Regions from separate parts of the Homo sapiens genome. Here region 1 is linked to region 2. The links are chromatin loops, found by intact Hi-C in ENCODE. Cell type or tissue: endothelial cell of umbilical vein. All regions are shown on one strand. Links, peaks and the distances in the headings refer to the core of each region. The heading gives the core; the rest is flanking DNA.

Region 1 (5,762 bases), core at 1-4,000, 470 kb before region 2:
CAGACTGCCGTTTTGAACTTAATTTTGATTCTTGTCTTTTGGTTTCATTTGCTTTCTTTTATTTTTGTCTTTTTAACAAAGGCAAATGCAAAAAATAAGGTAATCCACTGAGTTGTCCATGTACATTTAAGGTAATCAAAATTTAAATATAACTTTTCTTAATATCCTGGCATTGTATTTCTAAAATGCAGGTCTTTTGCAGTCTCTTTAAACTAAAGCTAACTGATAAGAAGAGCTAACATATCATGATCTTACATTATACTGTCTCATCTACGACATTTTAGGAAAGGAATCTTAGTAATAGGAACACATTTTCACACTTATAATTATACACAGTATTTTCAAATATTAAGGGGAAGGGAAAACAGGTAGAGGTTAATATTATTCTACACACACACACACACACACACACACACATACAAACACAATTATTAACTCTATAGGGGAGACTATTCCCTATATATACAGCCTTTATAGAAAAGATGACTCATAGAGACCCAGGCAGCTGCCAGACACCAACATCTCACTCTCATTGGACCTGCTACAAGCCCTGTGCTGGGGATTGAGATCAAGTGATGAACAGCTCTGTCTTCTTCATATTTTTTTTGCAAGTGGGACTTCAGACTATATCGTGATAGGAGGAGAAAGAAAAGCCATATTGCTAAAGCTGTGTGTGTATGCCTGTGTATGTGTGTGTAGTGTGTGTGTGCGTGCATATGCACACATGCACTTTGCAGTGAAGAGAAGAGACACTGCACTATTATGCAAAACAGCCAAAGGGACTAGGCAAAAGTGTAAGTCAAATGCCTGCAGGGAACAGGCAAATAAAATGAGTGCATAAAGCAGGCTGGCTGTTAGAAAATCAGCAGTGTGCTAAATGGAAATGACACTTGCACTTGCTATGGACACCACAATCAGAAATATACATGTATGTGCAGGGGAGACAGACAAACATGCTGTAGCAAACTGGAGAACCCTTGTCCCTCCCAATTAATAGTTGGGCCAAATCATGTCTATAGCTTGAATTGGCCCCCGAGCCCATCAGTTAGTGACTTCTCGACCTCTGTTCAAGGTGCAGCTCCTTTATGGTTACTTATTCTAAATCCTTTCCTTGTTTTACCAATGAGGAATCTGACCCTCAGTTGGGTTCCATTTAGGTCATATCCTCACTCTCTTGACTGTGTGCCCCTTATCAGACATTATGCTTTCTTGCATTTTTTTTCTCTAGTTAGTCCTATTTACGTAGTAGACTGTCCTAAAGTGAACAGTTGTCCCTGATCTTCGTTGGTTTTACAGGAGGAAATGCACTGAACATCTCAGAAGCCAGAATTCTGAGTGATCCGCCCAATTGATCTTGGCCGATTTAACCCTCAGAACAGATAAGCACCATAAGTACTGCTCATTTATTTGTTGTTGTGTTGCTCTTTTCCTCTGCTTACTTCATCCAGTTTCAGGGGTAACAGGACATTTGACATTCCCTGCTTAATGTGTTTGACAGTTTGAGTTCAAGTTGCAATACTGCATACTTCCAGTAGAGGGTACGTGTGCTTTTCAAATCAAGTGTGAGTGCACCCTAGTAGGGAATCATTCTAGCTCGCTTTCCCGTTTCCAAGAAGCAAAGATTCTTGGTTCTTTGTTGCTTTAAGAAAATTTAGGCCAGGTTTTCCTTAGACAAGGAAATTGAAATTAAAACAGTAGCTCTTTTTAGTTTTTCAGGCAATAGAGATCAAATTTGGGAGCAGTGGGTGATAACACTGAGGAATGTTATCTGAGATGACAAATTCCTGAAGGTAAATGTGACATTTGGTTTTATTACTCTCAGACTGCTTTTATAGTAATAGCATATGTAGGATAACGTTCAAAGATTATCTAAGATTTATAGATTTCATTTACTGAATAATATTTGCTAAGAACCTGCCTGCTATGTCACAAGTAAAGTTCCAGGCAACGGGGATGGAGTGGTGACAAGATAAAGCCCATTCTTCCTGTCCTGGAACTTAAGAAGTTCTAAGTGGGGGAGAGATAAAAGAAGTAGTGAAAGAATGAATGATAATTGACTCAGATACTGAGAACTGCTAAAGAATGAATGATAATCGACTCATACAGTGAGAACTGCTAAGATGCTAGGATCGGCAGCATGGGTGCTGTGGGGCAATGTGGGATGGAAAATATGAAACCTGCTCTCTGGGGAGCCGACCTGAAGGAAAGGAAGAAGCCAGCCCTGTGAAGACCTTGGAGGGAGTGCCAGGCTGAGAGGACAGTAAGTCCAAAGGTCCTGGGGTGGAAACAGAGAGAATGCCAGTAAAGCTGGGGTGTGGTGTGCACTGAGGGGAGAGGGATAGGAAATGCGGCCAAAGAGGTGAGCAGGAGTTGATCATCAAGACTTGAAGGCTTGCAAGGAGCTGTTCTTTTTTTTTCCTGTACAATTTTAGAATTTTAATGTGGGAAGGATTCTTGAAAATCCTCTCACCCAGTTCTCGAAGTGAATAAAAGAATCTCCTGAGGAGCTTTTCAAACCGGCAGATTCGGCTGGAAAATCTGATTTAGAGGCCTATAGTGAGGACTGTGGATCAGTATCATAAAGCTCGATGGTTCAGATGCAAGTAGTCCACAGATCACCTCTTGGGAAAACACTTATTTATCTGTTAAGGTTCTATGTCTACAAGCAACAGAATTCAGTTCCAGCTAACTGATGTAAACAGAGAATTTGTTAAAAGGCAACTGGGAAGCAAATAGAAAAAAGGGGACATTGATGAACAAGACCCAAATATACTTCAGGCACCTAGGTTTGCAGAAACAATGGAGAATCCTTTATGTATTAGTCCATTTCATGCTGCTAATAAATAAATACCCGAGACTGGGTAATCTATAAAGGAAAGAGGTTTAATTGACTCACAGTTCCACATGGCTGAAGAGGCTTCACAATCACGGGGGAAGACAAAGGAAGAACAAAGGGATGTCTTGCATGGTGGCAGACAAGAAAGCATGTGTAGGGGAGCTCCCCTTTGTTAAACCATCATATCTCCTAAGACTTATTCACTATCATGAGAACAGCACCGGAAAGACCTGCCCCCATGATTCAATTACCTCCCACCGGGTCCCTCCCATGACATGTGGGAATTATGGGAGCCATAATTCAACATGAGATTTGAGTGGGGACAGAGCTAAACCATATCACTTTGTCTTTTTAACTTTATTTTAATTGACAAATAATAATTGTATATATTATGTAAAGATGGTGGAGAATCTTTACAAGACACTGCAATCTGGAGAGCAACTCCATTCCAGGTTCTTTGTCTCTCAGTACAGACTACTTGCTCATTCATTAACACAGAGTTGCTTGGCATCTGCCAAGTGCCAGGCAGTGTGCAAGGCACTGGTGATACACTGATAAACAGGAGAGGATAATTTTGTAAGAAAAACACAAATAGAGTGTTACAGGAATTCAGAGGAGTAAGGGGTTGCTATCAGCCCACAGTAATTACAATGTCTTTCCTAGGAATGGGATGGATCTCCCTTATTTATCTTCTTCCACAGGGAGGGGGATCTAGTGAAGCTGCCTAGAATGAGTGATGCCACAGGCCACCTGCTAAATTGGAAACTCTGACTTTGGCTTGACACCTACTATGTTTTAAGCATCACATTCTGGGCTTTTGGGGCATTCATGATGAATTAAAAAGGCTTTGTCCACACAGCCCTAAAGTGGAGATTCGGGAATTAGCCAGTAGTTGAATCGTGATGTGGACAGATCAGTCGGATGATTCAGGTCCTAGGCAGTCACAGTCCTGCCTGACTCACTGATGATTCCGATCCTCCTCTTGCAAGTGCCACTTTAAGCAAACTGTCCCCTCCACTTATAAAACTTAAGTTTTACATCGTTTTCAGCTGTTAACACCTCCAGCTAGGCAAATGAAGCAGGCTTCTTAATGTTAGGAGTGATGATATGATAAGATTCCATGCACAGACATTTTCTTTGTGAGATGATATCCAATTTTTGTGTGAATTTTAATGCACAAAAATATAGTGCTGTCAGATACTTGTTTTTCATTTATTTGCACTTCAAGCTTTGTGTTGCTTTTGGATCAACTAATGCTTTAAATGTGAAGGACTTGGTTTCCTTAGGAGGCTGTATGTATGAAAGGGAGAAACACAGATTCTGAAATCTGGCTGTCTGGGTTCATATCCCAGCTCTGACACTTATTAAGCTGCCAGAGAACTTAAACAAGTTGCTGAAGAACCTCTCTATGCTTGAGTTTCCTCACAAATAACATGAGCATTAATAATAATAACTGTCTTATAGAGTACATTCATTAGTGATTACCACAAAATGCTGCATAACAAGCCACCTTAAAATTCAGAACATCAAAACAATGATCATTTGCTATTGCTTGCATAAATAAGGGGCAACTGGGATTTCAGTGGACCACTCTGAGCTTTGCTGGGCTGGCTCTGTAAAGCAAACCCTAACTGCAGGGTAAGGGTTTGCTTTCCTGAATCATCCAGTGGATCCGTCCACATCATGATCCAACTGCTGGCTAATTTCCAAACCTCCACTTTAGGGCTGTGTGGGCAAAGCCTTTATAATTCATCATGAATGTCAAACCTAACTGCAGGTTAGAGTTTGCTTTGCAAGTCCCTTGTCCTCTTTGAACCAACAGACTAGTAAAGATGCTCTTCTCATGGTGATGGCAAAGACATAACAAGGGCAAGTGGAAGCACATGAGAAGTATCCTTGGATCCCTTAGTAGGAAGAACTTCAAACTCACAAGGCAAAGGGAGTAGATAAAGGGAGAAGTGAAGTGTGCATGTAACAGAGGGTTATTTTGAGAATTAAATATATTAATGTATGTTGTGTTCTTACAAAGACGCCTGACATAGTAAATACTATATCAACTCTTGCTTTTCATCATTATTCTTGTTCAAATGTCTTCTGAGTGTAGAAAATACTGCAGAAATGATCATTTGCATCTTCAGGCAGAATAGAGCCTGCTTTATGAGCTACTGACATGCATCTTTATAGTAACCACTATCAGAATTTGTTGAGCACTTTCACATGTATTATCTAATTTGATCTTTGTAGCAAAGCTGGGGAGTACGTATGCTTTGCCTTTTGCAAATAAAGAAACAGAAGTTCAACAAATGAAGAGTATCTTACCTAAAGTCCCAGAGCAGGCCAGGAATGGTGGCTCATGCCTATAATCCCAGCACTTTGGGAGGCCAAGGCAGGTGGATCATTTGATGTCAGGAGTTCAAAACCAGCCTGGCCAACATGGTAAAACCCCGTCTCTACTAAAAATACAAAAATTAGCCGGGCATGGTGGCACACACCTGTAGTCCCAGCTATTCAGGAGGCTGAGGGCAGAGAATGGCTTCAGCCTTGGAGGTGGAGGTTGCGGTGAGCCAAGATCATGCCACTGCACTCCAGCCTGGGTGACAGAGTGAGACCCTGTCAAAAAAAAAAAAAAAAGTCCCAGGGCAATTGATTCGATTTCACCCAATGTTTGACATCAGAGTCTGCTGCAGTGAGATTAAGACCAGCATCTACTAGAGGCTACTGAAGGACCCAACACCCCAACTTCCAGGTCATTCAGATTTCCAGAGCTAGGGTAAGTGCCATTGGTAATGGCTTTCCCACTGATTGTTCCACGTCCTCATGGTCCTACTTCACATTTCACACTCACCAGCCAGAGTTATCCTTTGAAAATGCAATTTTGAACATACTATTCACCTGCATGAAATCCCAAATGACTCCTACCACTTTC
Region 2 (4,000 bases), core at 1-4,000:
CCAGGCTGGAGTGCAGTGGCGCGATCTCGGCTCACTGCAAGCTCTGCCTCCCGTGTTCACGCCATTCTCCTGCCTCAACCTCCTGAGTAGCTGGGACTACAGGCACCCGTTACCACGCCCGGCTAATTTTTTTGTATTTTTAGTAGAGATGGGGGTTTCACCACGTTAGGCAGGATGTTCTCGATCTCCTGCTCTCGTGATCCACCCACCTCGGCCTCCCAAAGTGCTGGGATTACAGGCGTGAGCCATCGCACCTGACCGCTTTCTTCCACATTTTCAAAGACACTGGGCTTCTTCCACCTCCGGGCTTTGGCACATGCTGTTTCATCTGCCTGGGTCACACAAATTTTCACACGATTGGCTCTTTTCCCCGTTCAGCATTCAGGACCAATGACCTCATTGGACAGGCTTTCCTAACGCTCCATCTAAAGTCACTCCTCATCCTCAGTCACTCTATCCCATCATCCTCTTTTACTTTTTTCATAACATTTACTACCAGCTGAAATTAAAATGTTCATTTCCTTGTTACCTGCATCTCCCACAGCATATTAAGTTATATGAGTTCAGAGATTTTGTGTATGTTGTTCACTGCAGTATCCCTGGTGTCTAGGGTGGTGTCTAGGGTGGTGCCTGGGAACCACTAGGCATTCAAATATTTGTTAAATAACTGAATGACTCAAAGAAGCTTGGGAGGTAGCAGTTATTACTCCTGTTTTACGAACGAGAAAATGAAGGTCCAAAGAGGTTTTCGTTACCCGCCCAAGGACCCATAAGCTTGGAAGGGGTAGATCTAGAATGTAAATCCAGACACAGCTCAAAATTGATGTCTCTCTATACTCTAACTCTTTCCCCACCCCCTTCCCACTCCTTCTAGTTCTGTCATCTGCTTCAGGACTCCTTTGGGAACCTACAAGTTTTGTCACAGATGCCACAGCAGCAAGTGTTTCAGCCTATTACATACACACATACATGCAGACATGCACACACAGAGACATGTACATAGACACCCATGCACAAATAAAAAACAGCTGTCTTTCCTAGCATAAAATTCATCTCATTCATCTAGATAATTGATGAAATACAACAGAATTAAGGCAGGAGTGCCAATAATTGCATGAAAAATATTGCCCTGTTGCTAAAGAAAATATTCATGTATTCATTTATTCAAGCACCTATTATTTATTGTGCTCTGAGGATGCCAACAGATGAGGAAAAACAGACCAGGGAGGAGCATATGTCCATTTGGCCAAGGCATATTAGATATGCTCTACTTCAGCGTTTCTCAAATAAGGGACAGAGGAACATCTGCACCCACTCTCCTAGAATATGGATTCCTGGGTCTCATTCCCTGCTGAAGCGGAATTTCTATTTCACTTGAATTTTGCCATAAAACTATGGCTTGGGCACTATGAGTTGTCCCACTTTAGGGATGAGAAAACAAGCATGGGTGGGTTAAAATGAATTGGCCAAGGTCACATAGCTAAGCTAGAAATGAGAACTCATGCATAATTCCCAAATCCACTCTCTTAGCCCCTTAACATTATACACTTCATTCTAGACCATTTTAAAGCTCTTTTCCCCAGTACTGAAACATACAAGACCCTCACTACTCCAAGTGCAGTCTGGCATCATCAGCGTCACCTGCGGGTTTGTTAGGAGTGCAAATTCTTGGATCCCAGCCCAGATGTACTGTATCGAAATCTGCATCTTAAAAAGACCTCCAGGAAGTTTGTGTGCACTTGAAAGCTTGAGAAGTATGCTCCAGATTATTGATTAATGCAAACACAGAAAGCAGAGTAATTCTTGTAACTCCCAGAACCTTTCTAGAGGAGTTTTTCTTGTTAAGCATCTAGTTATTTGACTGAACAACTCAAACCGCGAGAGGGTAACAGGAATAAATCCTAGTGTCTGCTGCCACCTTGTGGTGAGAAGTTCCATCACAGGCAGAATTCGCTCTTCACCACGAAATAAATGGGGCAATGTTGGAAGGGAGGGGTGGATCAGGTCCTCAATTTAGCAATGTACTTTGAGAGACCACTGCAAAATTCCAAGATGTAATGAAAACCACCCTTGGGGTACATTTTGAGATGTCCAAACAACAACTGGCCTTGTCATATGTGTCCCACAGGACACAGAGAACATTCACCAGCTGTAACTGAGAGATCTAACAGAAGCTCAACTTGTGTTAATCAGCGTATCGTTGGTATTCCTATAGGTCCCTACCACTTCAGAGTTCAAATACGCACTTCTGAATGTGGTGGTCAATTAGTGTGTGGGTGTTTTTTGTTGTTGTTGTTGTTGTTTGATTTTTTTTTTCTATCCAAATGCCAGCATTGAGGCAATCAGATCATCATTTCTGTATTTGCCTTGTTCAAGAATCTGTGAAGTGTTCCACAAAGGTCCATGGAATTTCACACAGCTCTGTCAAATACATCACTGGTGACCTCTGTGAAGTTGTAAACAGGGCCAGTCCCACAAATAATGTCTCTAACACCTGGAAGGGAATAAGGGAAAGACTCTAAAAATTTCCTACATATTTTATTCCGAATAGCCCACACCTTGACAGTACATTCAGTCACTGGATGATTTTGTATTGAAGTCTGTAAGTTCAAGAACTAAAACAATCCAAAACGGCTACTACAGGTGAAGTTGAGAGCAATGGCCCAACCTCAGCTGTATCTACCAGAACCCTTTAAGATTGCCTACAGAAAAGTTGGACAGTGCCGAAGATTCCAGCAACTCAAGAAGAAAAATGGCTCATTCAAAAGGAAGGGGATAGAAAGGTAACAGAGATTCATTTCCTTTTCTGTCAAATGAGAGTCTTTGGGTTTGGCATAGTGGCATGTCCTTTTAAGCATTGCATTTAGGAATGAGGACTCTGGATGGATTGGCGGGGAGGGTACTGCGTTGGATCAAGAAATCTAGTGTGACAATGTAAGCTTCATTTTATGATCAGAAACATCTTAATTGTAACAGGGAAAACCTTTCCTTTCCACTCGAAATTAAGTTTCAATGTGGCATAGGAGACTAAAATAAGTTCTGATCCTATGTTGATATTTCAGCATCAGAATTTTGGACATCTCACATCCCGTGAAAATACTATTATTTTGAAAAGTCATTAGTGCATTCTTCGAAATAGGTCCACGATCAGTGCTTTCTTTCTCCTATCCCAGCAATTTGGGCTGCTGAAATATGTACTAATCACATTTCACTATGGACACATTGTTTAATGTAACGTTAAAACTGCCTTAGACTTGCTATTTTTTTGCCAATGACAAAACCATATAGACAGGTATGAAACATCCAAAATATAATATATTTTAATTTGGAAAGTCAGTGTGGTGATTTATTTTCCAATTTCTTTGGGCTTCTCTCTTACCAGGTCCATGGGCTATAGTTCAGACATGTAGAAGTGAGGTGTTTTAATGAGTCCTGGAAGCATCAAAGACCAAGCTTGTGAACTTCCATGGACAAAATAAAATACTGCAGAGATTTCCACTTTCAATGAAAAGTAGGCACTCCGGGGGAAGCAATACAACCAAATAAATTCAGTACCAACACAAAAATATTTAAAAACTTAAGAAGGGGAGGGTTCTGCTCATATCAGAAATTGCAGCAGTGTGTTCCTAGGCTCTGGAGCTAAATCACCTTTGTTAATTATGTTCTAGATAGATTGGGGATGAGAGTGGGGAGGATGGGAATGGGAAACACCTTCTAGAGATTCTGAGACCACTTAGAACTGGGCTTTTAACATGGGTGGTCTTCAAAATTCCTGAATCTCCTGAAACTGTATTTGCATTGTTCTGTGTCACAGTATGTGTATGTGTGTACATGTTTATAGTAGTAGAATCACTTAAAAATTAAATTATTATTAAAGGAGTCTCAGAGGGGTCTACGGGAGATTAATCCTACCCATAAGTTATCTCTGGGTGAATTAGGAAATGGTGCTCCCTCCTCAGGACATTTTACTGCCATCTGCCAGAAAATCATTATAATAACT

Evidence for each region. A loop is a pair of places that touch in the nucleus more often than their neighbours do. Peaks named below come from ENCODE experiments on the same cell type or tissue, not always from the same donor. Only the 100,000 strongest peaks of a DNase experiment are listed, where the experiment ranks them.
Region 1: a loop joins it to region 2, with 18 times the contacts of the local background. A loop is called at or near these places in 97 of 110 quality-filtered maps.

What each region holds. Positions count from the first base shown.
Region 1 is chr3:63,349,826-63,355,587 of GRCh38, forward strand. All of the region lies in intron 2 of SYNPR (synaptoporin), which reads left to right. Among named protein-coding and RNA genes, the nearest start is that of SYNPR, 74 kb to the left of the region's middle. In endothelial cell of umbilical vein, for the core only: a CTCF peak has its summit at 1,533 (motif pointing right); a DNase peak (open chromatin) is centred at 1,526.
Region 2 is chr3:63,816,814-63,820,813 of GRCh38, forward strand. It overlaps C3orf49 (chromosome 3 open reading frame 49), which reads left to right and starts at 2,486. Exons shown (of 7, transcript NM_001355236.2): 1 at 2,486-2,783. The coding sequence starts at 2,659. RefSeq lists a silencer at 1,833-1,952. In endothelial cell of umbilical vein, for the core only: a CTCF peak has its summit at 1,937 (motif pointing left); a DNase peak (open chromatin) is centred at 1,898.